Linked DNA regions of Homo sapiens: region 1 is linked to region 2. A link is an interaction called in ENCODE POLR2A ChIA-PET data of the cell type or tissue named here. Cell type or tissue: Panc1. All regions are shown on one strand. Links, peaks and the distances in the headings refer to the core of each region. The heading gives the core; the rest is flanking DNA. Region 1 has its middle 22 kb from the start of ABCA13. Region 2 has its middle 10 kb from the start of UPP1.

Evidence for each region. ChIA-PET counts read pairs that join two places held together with the same protein. Peaks named below come from ENCODE experiments on the same cell type or tissue, not always from the same donor. Only the 100,000 strongest peaks of a DNase experiment are listed, where the experiment ranks them.
Region 1: POLR2A ChIA-PET joins it to region 2 with 5 read pairs; 4 of 35 experiments call an interaction of 5 or more read pairs at or near these places.

The regions. Positions count from the first base shown.
Region 1 is chr7:48,145,416-48,152,779 of GRCh38, forward strand. No RefSeq gene overlaps it. Among named protein-coding and RNA genes, the nearest start is that of ABCA13, 22 kb to the right of the region's middle. RefSeq lists an enhancer at 1,197-1,837. In Panc1, for the core only: no CTCF peak of the experiment used is centred there; no DNase peak of the experiment used is centred there; H3K27ac peaks cover 4,932 bases.
Region 2 is chr7:48,075,556-48,082,919 of GRCh38, forward strand. No RefSeq gene overlaps it. Among named protein-coding and RNA genes, the nearest start is that of UPP1, 10 kb to the right of the region's middle. In Panc1, for the core only: no CTCF peak of the experiment used is centred there; no DNase peak of the experiment used is centred there; H3K27ac peaks cover 2,312 bases.

The DNA of each region.
Region 1 (7,364 bases), core at 942-5,941, 70 kb after region 2:
AAGCTGTCATTTGTGGGGAAAATTTGCCTCTGGAAAGAATATCTATTAAGATAAACAGACCTTTTCCTTCCAGGCCCTTCCAATTCTGAATCAGTTAACTAAGAGTCTCACACCTTTTAAAAGGTCTTAATAGGAAGCATTTGTCATCTATTGTTTCTAAGGGCAGCTGCTATGAGACTTCAAAAGAGTCTTGGTCTCCACAGTCTTTTATCTTAACCTGAACATTTCCTTTCTATTGATCCCAGGTCTTTAGACAAACTCAACCAATTGTCAATCAGAAAATGTTTAAATTTACCTATAGCCTGGAAGCTGCCCAGACCCCACCACCGGATTCGAGTTGTCCAGCCTTTCTAGAACAAACCAATAAGCCAATGTATTTCTTAAATGTATTTGATTGAAGTCTTATGTCTCCCTAAAATATATAAAATCAAGCTGCACCCCCGCAACCACCTTGGGCATATGTTCTCAGGACCTCATGAGGGCTGTGTCATGGGCCATGTTCACTCATATTTGGCTCAGAATAAATCTCTTTGAAGATTTTACAGTTTGACTCTTTTCGTCAACACTCAGGATAAATCTCTTCAAATATTTTACAGAGTTTGACTCTTTTCATCATCAGTGTGTTCCACTAATCCAGATGACTGGGGATGACTGGCACAAGGAAAATGTTGTAGAACGGGCCATATTTCACATGCTGACTGGATTGTTTGTCCAATAAAATGAGTGTCCCATACACTCATAAAATAAGTTCATTTGAGAGAAAGTCCCAAAGTTGAAATTATTTTTTTCTAAGGGAATTTTACTTATGGCCAAAGGTGATGGTGGTAGGCGAATAAACTCTAGTTGCCATACCTCCTTTCATGCGTGTCCATGTGAAGAGACCACCAAACAGGCTTTGTGTGAGCAACATGGCTGTTTATTTCACCTGGGTGCAGGCGGGCTGAGTCCGAAAAGAGAGTCAGCAAAGGGAGATAAGGGTGGGGCAGTTTTATAGGATTTGTGTAGGTAAAGGAAAATTACAGTCAAAGGGGGTTTGTTCTCTGGTGGGCAGGAGTGGGGGTGGCAAGGTGCTCAGTGAGGGTGCTTTTTGAGCCAGGATGAGCCAGGAAAAGGACTTTCACAAGATAATGTCATCACTTAAGGCAAGGACTGGCCATTTACACTTCTTTTGTGGTGGAATGTCATCAGTTAAGGTGGGACAGGGCATATTCACTTCTTTTGTGATTCTTCAGTTACTTCAGGCCATCTGGGCATATACGTGCAAGTCACAGGGGATGCGATGGCTTGGCTTGGGCTCAGAGGCCTGACACCTCCAATCAGCCTTTAAGGAAAACAACCTTGATAACTGTGTAAAGGTTTCCACGGATTATGTTTTGGGCAGGGATTTTTACTCACACAAAGGGTGGGTTCAATTGCTTGGTGGGTGACAGTTCACTTGAAGTGGCATTGATGTCTGGGGTAAATACCAGAGGTTCGTTGTCTCACAGGAGGGAAATCAAGGACGTGAACATACAAAAAGTGAGTTTAAGAGTGGAGGTTTAATAGACAAAAGAAAAAGAAAAGAGAATTGCTCTCTTTCTTGCAGAAAGAGAGGAGCTCCTGAGTGGGTTTTCTGGACCACTGCATAGTGCATGGGGTCTTATAGACTGGCTTGAGTAGGAAGTGTCTGATTAACATGGGGCCAAAAGATTGGTTGGACCAGGTGTGCCATTTACATAGCATGCAAAGAAGATGACCACCCCACCCTAATCTTTTATTATGCAGCTGGGTTCTCTACCTGGCCAGCGCCCTGTTGTCTGCTCCTTACTGCACACATGGTTGACAAAGAAAAGAGAAGATGTTGGGAAAACCAGCCCCACACCACCCGGTGGGTACCCTGAGTCCAGCGGAGGCAAAGGAGTTAGAAAGAGACAGAATAAGAGTTTAAAAGGCAGGTTCAGGAGACCTGAGTGTCAGAGGCTTGCTCATGGCCCAGAGTTCTCGGGCTCCACCTAATTTATTGGTTTACAAGCTCTTTGTTCTTAGGGCAGATGGGAGGGGGAGGAAGGGATGAGGAAAAGGATTAATCAGTGAAGGAGAACTCTTGAGTCATTCAATAAGATGTAGAGCAGTGGTGGTTTCTGTGAATTTCCTGAGCAAAGGCATGTGTCTAAACTACTAAGATCTTTAAGTTATCTGGACTGAAATGGGTGGGAGTGGGTTTCAGGAGGAGCCAAGATGTTTGATTATACTCCACTGCTTCAAGGGAGTGTTATCTCCCTGAGCAACCTGTGGAATGCCGCGGAGCTGTTATGCTCTCGGGCATAAAGACATGAAGGCAATAAGGAGACTTTTCTCCTCAGAGGCCGCCCATGGCTCCCCCTGGGTGTCTCACACAGGGGAGACCAACTCATCTGGCACCCTAGAAACTCTCTTTCCCACAGAAGATGGAGCCACCATGTTGAACATGCCTAGCCCCCAGGTAGCCTTTTCCTATTGGCACAGCTGCTGACATTCACCTGTGCAAGCTCCCAGCTTGCTTATCTATGTTTGCAGCTCGATTTTACAGGCTGCTCTTTGTTAAAAAAAGAAATGATTTGGCCGGGCTTGGTGGCTCACCAAGGCTGAGGTGGGTGGATAACTTGAGGTCAGGGGTTCGTGACCAGCCTGGCCAAACTGGTGAAACCCTGTCTCTACTAAAAATACAAAATAATTAGCTGGGTGTGGTGGCATGCGTCTGTAATCCCAGCTACTCTGGAGGCTGAGGCATGAGAATCCCTCAAACCCGGGAGGTGGAGGTTGCAGCGAGTCAAGATCATGCCACTGCACTCCAGCCTGAGTGACAGAGAAAGAACTTGTCCAAAAAAAAAAAAAAAAATTGGGGGCTACTTTTTATTAAAAGGAATACCTTACCAAGGATTCTTACCCTCACTATCTGCCTAAATAATTTCTTTTTAACTCCTGTGTCACAATGACCACAACCAAGGAGGATTTAACAGGGGTTTTGTTATTTGTAACAAGTAAGGAGGACACCAGGCATAGTTCCTAAAGCAGTGCTTCCCTGAGCGATGGTGGAAACAGGGCTTTTACTGGGCTGGTGAGCTGAGTCATTGTATGTAGAGGTAAAGTCAAGTCAGTGCAGGTGCAGTTGCTAATCATGCTACTACACACATCGCATGTATAGGAAAAGTTGAGTAAGCTCCTCCCTGGGTGAGGATTTTAGTATGGTAATGAGGGGAGTTCACTGAAGTTCATTTCCAAATCTAGCATCTCTGGATCCAACTGTTTTTTGTTTTTCAGGTGCTGGGCTTCTTCATGGAATTCAAGGTGCAATAGTTACAAGTGGGTAGTTTTTCACAGTGCTACCCCAAAACTGGGGACCCAGGGTTACAATGCGGCAGCACTTGTACTTCTTATGAGCCACAGTTGGACCGAGTTTCCTATTATATTGTTTGCCCCAAGCAATCAAATGATTGGGGCTTCAAAGAGTTAAATCTTGCATATAAATTAAGAAAGATTACTATAATTTGATTGGGAGTATGGGTAGACCATTTGGTCTATACCATAGCCCAGTTTCAGAGGAGTGTGTTCCCCCTTTTGTTTCCCAGTTTTCTTTTTGTTTTGAAACACCCTTGGCAATGTAAAGCATTGAAGTGCTAGATGTTACTTTTACAAGTCCTCAGAGTGTGCATTATGTAACTGCTTGCCTCCTCAATCCTGTAATCCTTCCCCCTGTTTGTGATGGCTTTCACCCTTCCTTCCTTTTCTTCCTTTTCCTTTTCTTCCTTCCTTCATTCCTTTTCTTCCTTCCTTCCTTCAGTCCTCCCTTCCTTTCTTCCTTCCTTCCCTCCTTCCTTCCCTCTCTCCCTCCATGCATTCTTCTTTCCTCTCTCTCCCTTCCCCTCCCCTCCTCTTCCCTACTACTCATCCTTTCCTTCCTTTCCTTTTCCCTTTCTCCTTTCCTCCCTCCCTTCCCTTTTTTTTAAAAAAAATGGATCATAATATATTTTTCTGACATTTAAACCTGTAACTTAAAAAATTTTAATAATTAAAAAGTTATATCTGTAAAATGTCTCTAAACTTTAAGCAATTGCTGAAAACTTCAATAGCATTCAGTCTAGCAAAAATTTTGCAAAACTGGAAGGATTTTTCTCATTTCATAATATGAAAAGCCAAAAGAATTCACTTTGTATCTAATTAATATATTTAAATTAAAATATACTATAGAGCCAGAATATGAAATAGAATATTAAGAAAAAGTACCAGCTGGTTATTGAGAAGTGAAGGAAAAGGTCACTAAACAAATTGTGTAAACTCTAAAGTGATACAGATTAATAATGGAAAGAGTACCACCTTAATGGGTCTTAATTTTCTTTAAACAAATGAGAAAATGAAGAAAAAAGCGTGTTTTAAACAACCACCATTGAAGCAAAACCAATTCTATTGTTTCAAAAGGTAGTTATCAGCTTTCCATGTCATACGAGCAGAAATCCACCCTCAAGTCAGAGATTTGATCTGTAGTTACCCTCAAGACAGCACCACCATAGTTTATTCATTTCACAGTTTTTCTTTTCTTTTTCTTTTTATGAGACAGAGTCTCACTGTGTCATTCAGGCTGGAGTGTAGTGGTGTGATCTCCACTCACTGCAACTTCTGCCTCCTGGGTTCAAGTGATTCTCCCATCTGTAGCTGGGATTAGAGGTGGGTGACGCCACACCCAGCTAATTTTTGTATTTTTAGTAGAGACGGGGTTTTGCCATGATGGCCAGGCTGGTCTCGAACTCCTGGCCTGAAGTGATCTACCTGTGTCTGCCTCCCAAAGTTCTGGGATTACAGGCATGAGCCACCATGCCCAGCCACATTTCTCAGATTTTCTAAAGCAGATCTTTTATGACTAATGGGCCAGTCCTGCCTATTATCTAGCTGTTTGCTGAAATCATCAATCCTTTGATCCTTAGCAATCCTTAAAAGATCAGACTGTCTGAGAACCACTGGAGTTGACAGGGATGTCCTGCAAAGGGGCTGGGGATAAGGGAGAGAGAGGGTCATGTCAGAGTCCAGAGTTTGCATCATTGCCTGCTCTTTAATAGTAAGTGAGCTCTGTTTCCAGAGCCTCAGTTTACCTCAGGTTTCCTGAAATGAGAAAAATGTTCATGCCCGTATCGGCCTTGCAGGGTCATTGTGAAGATCAAGGAAAATCATTGAATAAAAATTATTTGTAGACTGTTTGACAAATGGAAGCCCACACAGGGCTCCCTTGAGTTCTGTGAAGATGGGTACCTCCTTTCTCTGTGGTCTGGCAGTACCCTGTGTTCTCCACTATTAGAGAAAACCTCATCATAGCGTAAATATTGAAATCTTCCCTTTATTAAATTGTGAGTTTAAGGAGAGAGGACAACTTACCTTTGTAACCAGTGCTTAGTAGAGTGTTCAGAACATAGGAATCTATTTGATAACAGTTTGCCAAATGGGTGTGAGCAAGTCATTCTCAGGATTTAGCTGCAAGATATTTTTATTTAATGTCACACAAAATGAATCCTATTCTTGCTAATCTCCAAATAATCACAATCTGAATGGCTTGCTTAGTGATAATTTTATTCATGTAAGAATTATTTATCATATGGCATAGAGGATGTTGTCCCTGGGGTGGGGGTAATTACTGTGGAAAGTAAATGACTCCCTTATGCTTTTTGCCTTTGGGATTGAGTTACCTTGAATCACATGGGATTCAGGTGTGTTCCTGCCAAGCAATTTCACTGCCCTGCAGGGGAGCTCGAATTAACAGGAAAGAGTTGAAGCAATTAGTCCAAAACAGTGATTCTCCATGTGTAGCTCTGAAAGAACAATGTAAATATTACTTGAGAACTTCTTAAAAATGCAATCCTTGGTCCTCAGACCTAAGAAATTAGAAAGTCTGTGGATGGAACTGAGTAATCTATGGTTTAATCACCTGCAAGTGATTCTGATACCCACTTGTGTTTGGGAACAACTTCCAAAACCAAGGAAAATCCAGCGAGTTCTCTGTTAATGAAGGTTCTTACCATCTCATGTAGGATGGCTTCATCTCCAGGTAACCATCCCAACTTTGACTGACTTCACAATTAAGAAGTTAATTATGTCACATTACAAGGGGTCCAGATGGAGAGTGGATTCAGAATCAGTGTGGTGTTGGACCGGGCCCCAATCCCACTTCTCTGTGGTTCTCCTCACTCTGCCTTCCTTTGTGGATTGACTTTGTTTTTGTGCTTGGTGAATGGCCATGGCTGTTACAGATGTCACATCCAAAACAAAGACATCTCGTCTGGTGTTCTCTTCTCAACAGTTAGGAAAACTTTCAGTGAAGCTGCAGTTGAACACCTCTTCCTATGTGTTTTTTGGCAAACATGGAGTCACGTGGGAACTCCTGTACCAGTTCTATGGAAAGAGGTGGATACTACTTTGACAGATCAGTTGAGTTTTGATTTTTAATCTGGATATTCAATTCTTCTCTGTGAGTTCCATGTGTGTGAGAACTGGTCACCAGAACAGGAGAAGACTGAAGCTCTGCCTGCAAGTCTTGTTTTTGTAATTTTTTTTTTTTAACATACAGTTCACTTTTTTGGATTTACTGTTCTATGACCCTTTTAAAAAAACTTTTTATTTTGAACTAAGTATAGACACAGGAAGTTGCAAAGATGATATGGAGGGATCCCATGTAACTTTCCTGCAGTTTCTCCCAGTGGTTATATCATATGTAACTGTAGCATAATACCAAAATCAGAAAACTGACATTAGCACAATGTGCATGTACAGTTCTGTGCGCTTTTATCACACATGCAGATTCATCTAACTGCAATCAGGATACAGAACTATTCTATCACCTCAAACATCTCCCTTACGCTAGCCCTTTTTAGTCATGTGCAACACCCCCATTCCTAATCCCTGGCAACCACTAATATGTGCTTCGTCTTAATACTCTTGTCATTTTAAGACTGTCATATAAATGGAATTATATAGTATGTGACTTTTTGAGATTGACATTTTTCATTCAGTAATATCCTTGAGATTCATCTAGGTTGCATGTATCAATAGTCTGTTCATTTCCTTTATTTTTATTTTTTATTTTTTTTGGAGACAGAGTCTCACTCTCTTGCCCAGACTGGAGTGCAGTGGTATGATCTCGGCTCACTGCAACCTCCGTCTCCTGGGATCAAGTGAATCTCTTGCCTTAGCCTCTCAAGCAGCTGGGATTATAGGCGCCCACCATGCCTGGCTAATTTTTGTATTTTTAATAGAAGCAGGATTTCAATATGTTGGCCAGGCAGGTCTTGAACTCCTGATCTCAGGTGATCTGGCCATGTTGGCCTCCCAAAGTGCTGGGATTACAGGCGTGATCCACTGTGTCC
Region 2 (7,364 bases), core at 936-5,935:
CTATAGGTTTGATACGATCTCTATCAGAATCCCAGTATGTTTTGTTTTATTTTATTTTTTCGCAGACATAGATGTGTGTGTTCTAAAATTTATACGAGCTGGGTGTAGTGGCTCACACCTGTAATCCCAGCACTTTGAGAGGCTGAGATGGGAGGATCACTTGAGCCCAGGAGTTTGAGACCAGTCTGAGAAACATGGTGAAATCCTGTCTGTATAAAAAAATTAAAAAATTAGGTGGGCATGGTGGCACACACCTGTGGTCCCAGCTACAAGTGAGGCTGAAGCAGATGGATTACTTAAGCCCAGGAAGTGAAGGCTGCAGTGAGCCATGATCGCACGGCTGTACTCCAGTCTGGGAGACAGAGCAAGACCCTGTCTCAAGAAAAAAAAAGTATATGGAAAGGGATAGGCCTTGGAATAGCTTAACATCTTAACAAAGAAGAATCTAACAGGAAAATCACTCTACCCTATATTAAAGCCTAGTATAGTGATGAAAAGAGTACAGTATCGACAGAAGAGGGACAGACACACACACGACTCGAACAGAATAGAAAACCCAGAAACAGACCCACACAAATAAGCTCAACTAAACTCTGACAAAATGCCAAAGCAATTCAACAGAGAAGGATAGCCTTTTCAATGAATGGTCCTACAGCAACCGGATATCCATAGGCAAAAAAAAAAAATCATCTTCACCCAACCATCACACCTAAAAACAGACCATAAACTTAACTGCAAAGAAGAAAACTGTTAAACTTTTAGAAAAAAACATAAAAGGAAATTTTCAGGATCTAGGGCTGGGAAGAGAGTCTTGACAACAAAAGCACAATTCACAAAAGGGATGATATATGAATTAAAAATTAAAATCAAATTGAAAATTAAGGCCAGGCATGGTGGCTCACGCCTGTAATTCCAGCACTTTGGGAGGCCAAGGCAGGTGGATCACTTGAGGTCAGTAGTTCAAGACCAGCCTGGCCAACATGGTGAAACCCTGATTCTACTAAAAATATAAAAATTAGCCAGGCATGGTGGTGGGCACCTGTAATCCTAGCTACTCTGGAGGCTGGGGCAGGAGAATAGCTAGAACCCAGGTGGTGGAGGTTGCAGTGAGCTGAGATCACGCCACTGCACTCCAGCCTGGGCAACACAGCAAGACTGTGTCTCAAAAAAAAAAAAAAAATCAGAAATTTTTAAAAATGCTCTATGACAGTTCAAATATATGAAGAGGATAAAACGACAAACTAAAACAGGGAAAAAATATTTGCAAACACGTACTCAACAAAAGACTGATATCTAGAATATACAAAGAACTCTCAAATCTCTACAAGAATAACAATAACAACAACAACAGAAAACCCAAACCATTCAATTAGAAAATGGGGAAAAGATATGAACAAATATTTCACCAAAGCAGATATACAGATGTCAATAAGCATCAAAAGATGCTCAACATCGGCTAGGCGCAATGGCTTACGCCTGTAATCCCAGCACTTTGGGAGGCCGAGGCGGGTGGATCACGAGGTCAGGAGATCGAGACCATCCTGGCTAACATGGTGAAACCTGTCTCTACTAAAAATACAAAAAATTAGCCAGGCATGGTGGTGGGTGCCTGTAGTCCCAGCTACTTGGGAGGCTGAGGCAGGAGAATGGCATGAACCTGGGAGACAGAGTTTGCAGTGAGCCGAGATCGCGCCACTGCACTCCAGCCTGGATGACAGAGCGAGACTCCATCTCAAAAAAAAAAAAAACAAAACAAGCTCAACATCATTAGCCACCAGTAAGGGCAAATTAAGACCACAATGAGACACTGAAACATCACTGCACATCCATCAGAATCCCTAAAATTTTAAAAAATGACAACATTAAATACTGGTGAGGATGCAAAGAACCTGGATCTCTCATAAATTGCTTGTGGGAATGTGAGATGGAGCAAGGACACCTCTCTTAGGGACCTGCAGTTCCCCCATCCTTCAAGCACAGCAATAAAGGAAAATCCTGAGTTTCTTCAAGGGAAATTCTAGGCATGTAGCTGGCCCTGAGAAGTACATAAGCAACCTGATAAGCAAGAAGGTAACTGTAGCTTAGAACAATAGCCGAGGAAGCTAGAATCACAGGATGTTTGGTTCCCCTACAGAAGCTAAAGATAATAGCTTCACATATGTCCCTGAGTTGTTTTTCAGGAACCCAGACCCCTACCAAATGGATCTGCCAGCACATAGACCTCAGATAAGGGGAACTGGGGACTGAACTCTTGACTATCATTCTTCATTTTAAATTTTTTCCTGAGGGGTCTGGAGGAAGTCACAGCCATGAGCCAGAAGTAACATTCTTTGCTGACCCCAAATTTTAAAACAAAGCTTCTCTTCCCTAGCCAGTTGGAAATCAGAGTATCTTTGAATTAACCTGTGACCTGAAAGCTCCCATTTCATAGCCCATCCTTTAGGCCAAAACCAATGTGTGACCTCCATGTATTGATTTAAAATTTTGCCTGTAGCGTGTGCTTTCCTGAAATTACCCCTGCCTTAAAAACGCCTTACCTGGCTGGGTGTGGTGGCTTGTAATCCTTGCACTTTGGGAGACCAAGGCGGGCAGATCACCTGAGGTCAGGAGTTTGAGGCCAGCCTGTCCAACGTGGTGAAACCCCGTCTCTACTAAAAATACAAAAATTAGCCCCGCATGATGGCAGGCACCTGTAGTCCCAGATACTCGGGAGGATGAGGCAGGAGAATCACTTGAACCCGGGAGGCAGAGGCTGCAGTTGGCTGAGATTGCACCACTGCACTCCAGCCTGGGTGACAAAGCAAGACTGTCTCAAAACAAAAACAAAACAAAACAAAACAAAAAACCCTTAGCTGATAGGCATCAGGGAGCTCAGGACTTAAGTGTGAGCTGGCTGATGCTCCTTACTTGGTGCCTACAAACCTCAGTGTGGATAACTGGTTTTCCCATGCCAGGTGAGTGGACTCTATTTCAGTTAGATAACAGATATAAAACATTATAGCCACTCTGAAAAATAGTTGGGCAACTTCTTATAGAACTAAACATGCAATTACCATACCACTCAGCAAGTGCACTCTGGGCATTTATCCAAGAGGGAAGAAAAGTTGTTGCTGAGTTGTATGGTAATTGCATACATGAAATTTCATGCCAGCTTTATTCTTAATAGCCTAACACTGAAAACAGCCTGGATGTCTTTCAACAAGTGAGTCGTTAAACTATGGCACATCACACCATGGTATATGGCTCAGCAATAAAAAGGAATGAACTACCGATACACACAACATGGGTGAAAGTCTGAGGAGTTATGTGGAGTGAAAAAAGCCAATTCCAAAAGGTTACACACTGTATGTTTCCATGTATGTAACATTCATGAAATGGTAAAATTTTAGGAATGGAAGACAGATTAGTGGATGCCAGGCTTAGGGTTGGAGTGGGTGAAGGGGAATTGGGGGTGAGATGGGTGAGCTATAAAAGACCAAATGAGGGATCCTGAAACTGCTGAGGATCTTGACTGCGATGGTATCACACTGTGACAGAATTTTTTTTTTTTTTTTTCCTTGAGACGGAGTCTCGCTCTGTCACCCAGGCTGGAGTACAGTGGCGCGATCTCGGCTCACTGCAAGCTCTGCCTCCCGGGTTCAGGCCATTCTCCTGCCTCAGCCTCCTGAGTAGCTGGGACTACAGGCACCCGCCACCATGTCCGGCTAATTTTTTTTTTGTATTTTTAGTAGAGACGGGGTTTCACGGTATTAGCCAGGATGGTCTTGATCTCCTGACCTCGTGATCCTCCTGCCTTGGCCTCCCAAAGTGCTGGGATTACAGGCGTGAGCCACCGTGCCCGGCCTCACTGTGACAGAATTGTATAGGACTAAATCCAGCACAAAATGAGTACCAGAAAAACAGGAAATCTGAAGATTGGTGGATTATGTTAATGCCATATCCTGGGTGTGACACCCTCCTATAGTTTTTCAAGACATTACCTCTGAGGGAAACCAGGTTAAGGAGTACAAGGGATCCCTCTGTGTTATTCCTTAAAACTTCATAATCAATTAAAATGCAATTTAAAAAATGCAGGGGTCAATGGGCTAGAATTTCAGGAATAGGGCTCTAGAAGAACTGGGGTTCAGGGAAGGCTATCTGGGAGATGACCTTTACGTTGAGACCTAAATGAGGAAGGAAGAGAAGACGCCTGCAGGGTGAGTGAACACTGAGTGGAAAGGCGTGGAGCAGCAGCAGGACATGTTCAGAGAGCAGGAAAGGAACCCATGGGGACAGCTCAAGGCACCTGGATGATCTGACAGCACTTGTCCTCTCACAGATTCCTGGACATTTCCACACCACATGCTTTTTGGCTTCCTAAGCCAAAAAGCACTTCCAGAAAATGAACAGTGAACCCCTTAGTAATTTATATCAGCACACCTTTAAGGGTCATCTCTGCCAGGGGTCCCCAATCCCTGGACCATGGATCAGAACCAGTGCATGGCCTGTTAGGAACTGGGCTGCACACCAGGAGGTGAGCAGGAGGTGAATGAGCAAAGCTTCGTCTGTATTTATGGCCACTTTTCGTTGCTCATGTTATCACCCAAGCTCTGCCTTCTGTCAGATCAGGGGCAGCATTAGATTCTCATAGGAGCATGAACCCTATTGTGAACTGTGCATGTGAGGGATCTAGGTTGTATGCTCCTTATGAAAATCTAATGCCTGGTGATCTGTCACTATCTCCCATCACCCCCAGGTGGGACTGTCTAGTTGCAGGAAAACATGCTCAGGGCTCCCATTGATTCTGCATGATAATGGATTGCATAATTATTTAATATTTCATTATATATTACAATGTAATAGAAATAAATGAGCAATAAATGAACTGTGCTTGAATCACCCTGAAACCATCGCCCCCATACCCCCACGTCTGTAGAAAAAATATCTGCCAAAAAATTGAGGACTGCTGATCTATGACAACATAGATGTAAGATTTAACCAACCTGAAGTTTTTAAAAAAGCAGGGATATAGAAGGTATCTCAGGGCACTGAGTAGTTTTTTTTTTTTTTTTCACCAGTCGAAGTTTAATAATTTCAAGATATACTGAAAACAAAGGCAAGAAACACTTAAAATGATAACAATTCTCAAACTCAAAGTACTGTTTGTAGACATCAGATCTAATGAGGTCACATCACATTAAAATGTTATTAAATAATTAGCTGTACAGGCAATATTCTAAGTACTTTACAAATATCAACTGTTTTAATCTTCTTAAGAACCCTGGGGGAGAGGCACTAATATTAATACCATTTACAAATGAAAACACAGAGACAGAGAGATTAAGTTAATTTACCAGCTGTCACACAGCTAATAATAAATGACGAAAGTAAGACTCAAATTCAGCAATCAATGGTTTGATCCCCTGCACTTTGCTGCATCTCGGAGTGACTTCTGAGGCTCCTGTAGCCAGAAAGGGGCAAAGCAAGGTATAGAACAGAGATTTGACTTCCATTGTCTCATGCTCTTTCCATAAAATCATCTGGTCAGTTCAAATGTTCAACTAGTGTTAGAAAGACTAAGAAATTCTATGTGGTGGACTAGTCAATTGTCACAAGCAAAAACAGCAAAAGAAATATAAAGTATTCCTGAAATCACAACTTTATGTGATATGATTAAACTATGATATACATTTAAATACCAACAACAGAATTCACAAACTAACATATAGAATAATTTTAAGTGAAGTGGCTCATTTTGGGTTAACCCCTTGCAATCAGCTCACGTGATGTGAAAAAACAATATAACCACAACCCAAATTAAACCAAAGAAGAGCTTTCACTGATATGAAGCATTGTTTTTGTTAAGCCGCACTACAGCAACCATACCCACACAAACAGAACTGACATATACTAAAGACTTTACCAATAATTAGCAATGAAAATATTCATGATGTCTTCCAGCAATTTAAAGATACATCTTCTAAGACAAACAATAATAATCAGTGTATGTGCAGCTTTTAAATAGTGATTTCATCTTTATGAAAGTTATAACCTCAACCTTTTAATGTTGTGTTTTAAAAAAATCATACATTTACACTTCCCTACCAATGAAATTTGACTTTTTAAAGACTATAGTTAAAATTTCTATGCTATTTACAAGGTAGGATAATAGTTTGACATTCAGTTAATCAAAAATATTATGTGTTCTCAAGCATCTGTAAATTTAGAATATTATAGGCTGAACATATTTGTAGAGAATTCAAACTACCATTATTTTATTAAGAACATTAAGTGAAACTTGAAACTTAACACATGATAGATCTTTACTTGTATCACTTAACTTATACTGAGTATTTTAGCAATTACATTTTTATTTCCAGCAGGTAATCAAGAATACAGATTTTCGTGGCATTGGTGGTAGAGTGGTGATCATAGCTGCCTTCTAAAAATGCTGATTTTTATTTATCTTATAAATGCGCAAAACGTTTTGGAGAAACAAAAGCAAATTTGAAGTGAGTAAAACTTAACAGTTAACACCAGGTTACATAGCTGGTTAATGGCAGTCCTTGAAATACCTAGCTCAAATCTCAAAATCAAACAATTGCATGGGGTAAGAAATAGAAAGCTTTCTACTCCTTTGTTCTGTTTGTTATGCTGCTTCCCATGCCCAGAAAACATGCAGGGAACCAAGATAATGCATTCCCAGAGCTGCCTCATCAGAAAAATGAAAAAGCTTTACCTTGTCTTCAAAATGGCTGGTAACAGTACAGCCCCAATTTATTCATTTTTCCTTATGCTTGTTCTCTCCCCTACCAGGTACACCTAAATACTGCCTCTTTTTTAAAAAAATTAAAAATCTGCAATCCTTTTAATCCTAGGAGCTATACTAGTTTAGAAGTTTAAAATAAAGATGTAATGAGGAATTTGGTGTCCTAACACCATGAGTCATAGTGATACAATAGCAATATCACCTTTACTATGAAGAATACCTGAGACCAAGCCTAGGTAAAGGAAATTGCAGGCCTGTATTGAACATGCAAGTTTCAGGCTATGGTTTAATTAGTGAGTCAATTTTCTGTCTCCAGTACATTGGCACACCCAAACCTTAAAGATATGTCACACTCATTACCTAGCTGGAAATCAAGACAACTGTAGGACAAAACTAAGCTGACAGTCACTAGAAAAGTGATGATGTCTGATCACCAGTGACACCTCATTTTCCAGACCACATTCTCCTACCTAGGGGTACAAATGGGATAGAGTGAGACGAGGGAGCAAATAGCTTTACCTGGCATGTGAGATAGCAAGCATAAGGAAACAATGATAGATTAAAACTATACTCTTACCAGCCATTGTGAAAGCAAGGCAGCAGACTTCATTTTTCT